Linked DNA regions of Mus musculus: region 2 is linked to region 1. The links are chromatin loops, found by intact Hi-C in ENCODE. Cell type or tissue: heart. All regions are shown on one strand.

Region 1 (4,000 bases):
GCAAAAAAAACCTTTTCTGCCTATGTATGCGTGGTGGCCAGCAGAAGCCAGCACCACCCTGCAACGGCACATGTGGCTTCCCACATTAGTTGTCTCTCCAGTGGAAAGTCAATTTCAGTTAACACCTGATTGCAGAGGACCCCTCTGATCTATGCCAGGGACCCTGGCAATGGAAACTGTGAGATAATAAACATTTTAAGATGTTCAATTTGTAGCAATCTGTTCTGCAGCATAGAAAACGAATTCCACTCACAAAGCATACACCTGTGAAGATGTACTGAACAAACAGGTGAGCAAGATGATTATCCAGTAGATGCCTGCCAGTCTTTCTTGGCTCCTCCTAGTTCCTAATGGTTCCTAAATGGAAAAACTATGGTGGCAGGGATGAAGTGGCTAAGACTATGCCATGATTTAGTAAGGTTCCTTCACAGTAGTCGCTACAACCGATGTTCTACATCTCCACAGAGATGAGGCTAAGACTTTGGTATGATACAATCTCTTGAGGAGCAAGAACTCTTATCATTGACAGACTGGCTATACAGGATTCTTCCCACTGTGAGGGACCAGTGACATGGGGGTGGGGGAAGGTGAGTGTGCCTTCCCTATCTGTAGTCTGTAGGCCAGCACAGCTAACAAATGGTTGGGCTGTCTCATTTATCATCACGAAGCTCATATAATATTGCATTAAATCAAAGGATTTTCTTTACAGTAAAGATTGTAAGATGCGTGTGTAAATGTGAGATTTACTTTTTCTACCACACACATCCCAGCTCACTTAGAAGTCACTGGTGTGTTGGACAGACCTCTCAAAGGTCCTGGTACAGCACTTTTTAGTATTGTACGGGATAGAGACAGCCAGTGTACTTCAAAACTAGAAAAATGCTTTGAGCCAAGAAACAGGAGAAGTGGATCTTATCCCCACCACCTTGTGGTTGACCTGGGCAATTGTGATTGATTTGGGAAATTTCTCACAGTTTTAGACTCTGGTGATAGCAGACTGGATTTGTTTGCTAGGAGAGATGGTTGTATCAAGGATCTCAGTCAAGGTTTTTCAAAACTAAAACGATTGTTATCAACTGGTCCCTTTCGGGCCCCACAAGTCCATGAGGAGTTGTACTGGCAGGGGAGGCAGGTTTGGTATGATAGAGTTGGGATTGCAAAGGTAATCTTAAACTCAGGATTCTCTGGGATGTATATTCATGCCATGACACAGGGATGGAAGCAGGGCAAGCAGCTTAGACTCACATTAGTTTTGACCAAGAGTAAGGAAGACCTAGAAATGTTAGAGATGGAGATGAGTGAGCGGTTAGAGACCTGGGGTTTTGCAGCTGACCTCATTAACTTCTCGAGTTACTGTCTTCAGGGACTGGTGATGGGCTGGGCTGGTGTGACCTTGGTGTGGGGACAGTGGGTGTGAGTGGTTACAGGGTGGAGTACAGCAGATCTCTCCTCATGCATGTCAGGCAACTTTTCTAGGTCACTGCTGGACTTTTGGATACCAGCATGTGGGCTCTGTCCATGAACTTCCTCCAGCTGCCACGTCCCCTCTGTTTGAGCTCAGGCAAATTGGAAGTTCCAAGACACCGAGCTCTGCCTAGCAGGCTTCAACCAGTAATACACGGGAGTTGGCGAGTAAACACAACGTCCCTCCCCGCCTGCTCCCCCGAAAGGGAATGGTTCCAAGGTATGTACTCCCCATTTCCCAGTGAGTTTAGCTGACAGAGAAGCTTGTGTGACAATACCCCCTTTTCCAAGAGCCCCTCCCTGCCCAGCTTCTGTTCCTGGGATCACCCTTATAGAAACAACTTGGCACATTTGTTTGTTATCAGTTTGGCTCCTGGGTGATGTAAACTAAGAAAATTCTCAAAGGGAAGTGCTCCATTGTAGTATAAAATAATAATGGAAAACAATATTTGAAAATCAGAACTATTTATTTTTAAAAAGTGACTTTCCTAAACCAAAATGCTCTGCAGATGTTTAGCTTGCATTGGGAAGAGCTGGTTTCCATTGTGAAATGGAAAAGTTAAAAGATGCAGTTCAAGATGGAGATAAGTGGATCTCTGGGGCTTGCTGGCTTAGCCTCTGGCTTACACGCACACGCACGTACCCCCCCACCCCCCCACCAGCATAAAATGCCATAACTGAGACTCCTGCCCTCTTTCTTTCTAGTTTCTCAATAAAAAAGATATATCAAACTGAAACAAAACCAATAATAGATAATAGATAATCATACTCTAAAAACCTTGTAACGTCCTGCCTTGAATCTACAGCAAACTTTAATATCCTCTTCAGCTATTTGTTTGTATTTTAATAATTACCTTTTTCTTTTCAGTATGAGAGCCCTCTAGCGGTGAATTCTGGAATATAGCGAGGGGTCCCTGTGAAACCTAGCACTTCCTGCCTGTGCTACTTTAGCGGCCACTGTTACCCTTTGGGGCAGGCAAGTCTTTAGTCCGCATTTGTGAGATAAATACCTTAGCTAAAAGGAGAACTGGTTTTGAAAAGTCGATTTATGAAGAGATCGTGGTTTAACTTTGCAAGAAAAGCAACTGGTGTGGGGTCCCCGCCGGAAGTGTACTTTCCTGCAACTGATGGCAAAATGCACCCAGAATGTGGACAATTCCCTGCCTCTGCTTACCTGTGGACCGGGGACGCGACAGCAGCTATCTTCTGAGGCTCTACTGAGGCTCTAGGTAGCTGTTAGGCGGTTGCCTTGGAAACCTGTGGGCGGCGTGCAGAGCCTCTTGGAGGGCGGGGCCTCGGGAGGTGGAGCTGTAATTCAAAGTGAATTCTTAAGCCTGTGTTTAAATGTAGTCATAATTATAAAACACCTTTCCCAAAGTGTAGAGGTGACCAACAGAGCGAGTGCATATATTACCTACTTATGCCCAGACAGCAAACGCGAAAACCTTATCTTAACTAGAACTGACTCTTAACAGCAGCGCGCTCGCCCTACACAGCACGGTCCCTTTTAGAATTCAGACCGTTAGCCTCACACATAAAATGTGCAAATACCAAAGGCGCCACATTTATGTAATTAAGAAAGATTTGTGGGCCATACAGCCACAATATTAACTTTATTGACTTTCGTGGAGATAAAATAGGCGACAAAACAGGGGAAAATCACAGGCATCCAGGAGACAGGTTTCGGGAAAATAAAGAGTATATAGGAAGAAACAGACCAATTACAACACGGAGAAACCGCTCCAAAAGGAGAACCCAATCATCTGATTTCTTTTCTTTAAAGGTCAACATAAGTCAGGTTCTTTTTCTTTCTTTCTTTTTTTTTTTTTTGCCTGCCCTTAAGAAAGATGGCACCCTTAGCGTCCGCCCTCAGCAACCCCGTGATCCTGTAGCCCCGCCCCTCCGGTTTGGGCTGGGCTGGTTGGGAGGCGGGGCTGAGGGAATCCGGAAGCAGCCGGCGAGCCCGCTGCTGAACGTTTGGTGTTCTGACACTGTTTTTGTCAGCTGTGTCTGGTGTGCTGGAGGTCTGCGGGGTCTCCTCGCTCTGTCTCCAGGGGGAACCCCGCCGCTGTCACGACCTGGGCCGCGGCCTGGTGCCCTGTGGCGGGGCCGCCATTGGCTGGAGCCATGCCCACGGCCGCTGCCCCCATCATCAGCTCGGTCCAGAAGCTGGTGCTGTATGAGACCAGAGCTGTGAGTACCCACAACGACGGGACGGGGCGGGAGGACTGCGCTGCGGGGATCGGGGCACCCTGTGGGGTCGTCGGGAAGAGGCAGCACCCCGTACTCCCTCCTCTCCTCCCAGCGCCGCTGCAGGCTCGGCCGCCAGGGCCATGCAGTCAAGCACTGGATGGTTTGCAGGTCTGTCTTGCTTAGGAACATGTGGCTGGCTGGAAGAAGTGCGTGCAGACAGGTGCTGTGGCACACAGGAACTGCACACAGCTTCTGAAAGAGTTCCTCTTTTCTGCTTTCCCATAATCTTGAAGTTCTTGAGTCCACTCCTTACAGTAAAGTCAGGGGGTATGAAAAAAAATGT
Region 2 (4,000 bases), 150 kb before region 1:
TATACTAGCTGGGCAGTGGTGGCACATGCCTTTAACCCCAGCACTTGGGAGGCAGAGGCAGGCGGATTTCTGAGTTTGAGTCCAGCCTGGTCTACAGAGTGAGTTCCAGGACAGCCAGGGCTATACTGAGAAATCCTGTCTCGAAAAACTAAAAACCAAACAAACAAAAAAGCTTATACTACCACTGTCTGGCTTAAACTGCTTTAATATACATTATTAGTTGACAACTTGACAGAATTATTAAATAATCCAGCTTAATAGAAGCTGTTCCTTGGAAAAATCTTACAGGCTTATTTTTTAACACATATCCCTTTCAAAATGTACAAGACAGGCAGGTGACTTCTGTGAATTTAAAATGCGCACTGCCTTCTGCTCACCCTGCCTAGGTGGGAGGCGCTGACTTAATGCATGGGGTGTAAGTGTTGGTTCCAGGGGACAGAGCAGAGAATTCTATACCTTTGTGTCTGCTGTATGTCTCCTTTTCTAAACAATTCTTGTTGTCACCTTCAGTACTCAAGTGGCTGATAATGAGGCACAGAACCAGACTGGCAGACACCGTGCGGTGAAATGAACCAATGTTCACCTATGAACAGCCCTCATCAGGTGATCTCCATTTTCACAAGCCTTTCCCTTTGACTTTCATAAAGCAAGCTTGCAGCCCACGGGCAGTAAGCACAGCAGCCCTGGAGAGCAAGTGCATGGCATGGTGGAGGCTGAGAGTGGCGCCCTGTACCTGTGTGTGTCCGCAGGTGCTTCTTCAGCTGGGACACGTCCATAAACTTTCGGTGGCAGTGGCTGCATTCTGGTAGTGAGTGGCCTTGCCGCAAGGATAAAAAAAGTGTCAGTGCATGCATGCTCTCCCTGCGTCTCTCCAGTGGTTTGTGATAAAGCACTCGCTGAAAGATAACCACTTTACATGCGGCACTCTATCACCTGCTGTGTCACAGCGCAGCCTTCCCCGAGAGCTTCCCCTCACCCTTCTGAAGACCCTCTCTCCAGACACCCGTAGGACTGCTCACCTGCACGTGAAAGGTTTCTCCCCCACTCCCTTCCATTCTTATTAGCTAGCAGGAAGGAGAACAGGAAGGACATTTAGTAGATCAGAAGCCATGGGTAACGCATGTCCTTCCAGGTGACACTAACAACAGCCAATCAACCGAAGCCTCTTGGGCAAGCAGCACTTTTGGATATAGCAGTTCTGTGGTTGTTTTATATTTGGTTCCAAAATTATAGTACAAACATTAAATTGAATCTTATGTAGTGCAGAGTAACGTGACACCCTTTGACCTTTTTTTGGATACAGTCTCAGGCGTCCCAGGCAGGTCTGGACCTTGAGGATGATTTTGAACTTCTAATCCATTTGCTTTTACCTATCAAGTGCCAGGATAACAGATGTGTGTCCCATGCCTAGTTGTATGTGGCACTAGGGACTGAACCCATGGCTTCACTCATCCCTACTAAATGAGCTGCCTCCTTAGCCCGACTGTTTGTTCAAACTCGTTCACTCTGTATGATGAACGTACTGGTTCACAAACACTTTGTATCTGCACTTGCCCTGGCAATGGAATTTTCTCACCTTATTGGTATCGTACCTGTATGGACACGATAATGGCTCTTTAGCTGTCTTTTCTGGCTGAAATATTTTCCACACTGATCACAGGTAAAAGACTTCTGTCCTGCCAAATGGAAAATAAAATTTCAACCATGCCAATAAACTGAAGAGAACTGGGATACTAATAAGGTAAATACCACAATGCCCAGGTTCCCGCTTTCTAGGAGTGATAGATCTGTCTACACACCCAAAAGGTGGCTTGTCAGAATGTGCAGAACGATGCCAGACAGACAGACAACAGGGAGCAGTGGAGACTGGGCTAGGGTTGGAGGTTTCAATGGTCCCAGAGGACTATAAAGAGAATTCTAAACTCTAGCATTTAAGCAAAACATTTACATGCACACTGCATGGCAAGAGCCAGTAATACGGTCTAGCTGAAGGCTGCTGCTGCTCAGAACAGCATATTAGATGCATTTTCCTGTCTTTCAGTGACACCATGTGGTAAATGACACCAAGCTGAGAATACACTATTTAAATGCAAGAAATGCCCACTGCTGGAATGGGAACCTGGTATCCTTCTAATGTAAGCCCCGTTCGCTACCTGAGTGCAGGCTCATGTGCTCCAGCAGGGAGTGCTTGGTGGTCAGCGCCTTGCCGCACACGGTGCAGGTGTATGGCCGCTCCCCCGTGTGCATCCTGGTATGGACCTGCAAGGAGTGCTTCTGAGCAAAGCCCTTCCCACACTCATTACATTTGAAGGGTCGTTCCCCTGCAATCAAACCCAGGAAGCATGACGTGAGCAAGGACCTGTGCATTTTTTTCTCTTCTTCCCAAACTAAAAATATACAATACTGAATCATTTATGTTAAATAAATATTTAGGGCAAACATTCCAAGTCCAGCAGATAGGTGAGCTATCAGCAATAAAAGTCTAGAAAGTGGAATAGATGAAATCAAAGCTGGCAGGCGACAGCTATGAGATGCAACCTAACCTGTAAGACTCGGCCTCTAAAGGTTTCAGAATGGTCCCACTCGTGGAGCGGGTAAAGGACAAGGGACTTAAAGGGAAGGCTGACACCTGCCTATACTCATTTTTCCATTCCACACACCAAGAAGACAAATGTCTCCCCACCAACCACCAAAGGAAGATGGAGACTGTTCTCTGAAGAGAGTAAAAGGGTCTCTGGATTAGGGGTTACCTGGCAGTTGAGTGGCACCCGCCAGGAAGGAAAGTCGGAATCTCTTTGGGGATAAGGAGAACCCTCTTCCTTAGGCCTGGCAGCCAGGCCTAGCATCTCTAGCTAGGAGAGTAGAGGGTATTTCCTGGAAGGAGCCACAGATGCCCGAGGCAGGCATCAGTCACGAGGAAGTCCCTGTCAGTGCCAACACTGCTTCACAGGATGCCTTCATACACAGAGACACCAAGAGCTTCCAGCGCCCTCATCTTGCACACGATTAAGTAAGTGTTATTAGAAAAAAAAAAAAAAAAAACCCACTGCATTTGGGGCTGGAGAGATGGCTCTGCTCTTAGAGAACCCTCGTTGTGCTCCCAGCACCAAGAGGGTGATCCCCAGCCATCTGTAACTCCAGTTCTAGGCCATTTGATACTCCCTTCTGACCTCTCTGGGGACCAGGCATACAGATGGTGTACACACATACATATATACATACATGCAGGCAAACACACATACACATACAATAAAGAAGTCGTTACAGCCAAGGGAAGCCTCTAATGGCGAAGACAGACACCTGGACAGCTAAGGAAAAACAGCTCTGTGTAGAAAACATCAGGGATAAGGGGCAAAGTGGCAGATGTCTGAAATTCCAGCATTTGGGAGGCTCAGACAGGAAGATCATGAGTTCATGGTCAGACTGCCACATAATGAGGTCATGTCTCAAACAGAAACAAAAATTAGATTGGGGTTGGGATTTAGTTCAGGTGTTAAGCACTGTCCAAGGAAGTATAAGGCCCTGGAATGGGGGTTATAGAAAAACTTCAGTTCTTTTTTTTAAAAAAGGTAGAAATAGCAAACCCAGAGGCCGAAAAATACAGTGAAAAGAAAGCAATGACGAACTGCAGGTGAACGTGAGGAAGCTACAAGTCAGGTCGGGAAACTGGGGCAGCAGCAGTTCTGGGCAGGAAGACCAGCGACACAGCAGCAAAACAGTGTGAAGTAGCTGAACGCAGTCTTCTGGAGTGACAGCGTTCTGATGTACCTGATAGATACCAAATGGACCTGAGACTTCCAAAAGGAAGGAAACACGCATTCTAAGGCTGACTGCAAACGTTGAGAATCCAAGAGGGATAGACTGAAGAGTCTAAAGATGTTTCCCTTAATTAAGTTTTATTAAACAATATAATGTTTTAAGTTAGGTACAACTTGGGTAAAAATAGCTAAAATGCAATCTACTATTAGACTCCATTAGTTACAGAATCCCATTAAGAAAT

The links. Hi-C counts contacts between places; a loop is a spot of excess contacts. Peaks named below come from ENCODE experiments on the same cell type or tissue, not always from the same donor. Only the 100,000 strongest peaks of a DNase experiment are listed, where the experiment ranks them.
Region 2: a loop joins it to region 1, with 2.2 times the contacts of the local background. A loop is called at or near these places in 2 of 42 quality-filtered maps.

What each region holds. Positions count from the first base shown.
Region 1 is chr10:41,302,644-41,306,643 of GRCm38, reverse strand. It overlaps Fig4 (FIG4 phosphoinositide 5-phosphatase), which reads left to right and starts at 3,403. Exons shown (of 23, transcript NM_133999.1): 1 at 3,403-3,657. The coding sequence starts at 3,592. Ak9 (adenylate kinase 9) reads right to left here and starts at 2,710. Exons shown (of 40, transcript NM_001370813.1): 1 at 2,639-2,710. In heart, CTCF peaks have their summits at 2,371 (motif pointing left) and 3,796; DNase peaks (open chromatin) are centred at 1,483, 2,723 and 3,513; H3K4me3 peaks cover 1,803 bases; H3K27ac peaks cover 1,646 bases.
Region 2 is chr10:41,453,349-41,457,348 of GRCm38, reverse strand. Zbtb24 (zinc finger and BTB domain containing 24) reads right to left here. Exons shown (of 7, transcript NM_153398.3): 3 at 2,154-2,321; 4 at 1,593-1,676; 5 at 734-817. Among named protein-coding and RNA genes, the nearest start is that of Zbtb24, 5.0 kb to the right of the region's middle. In heart, a CTCF peak has its summit at 2,047; no DNase peak of the experiment used is centred here.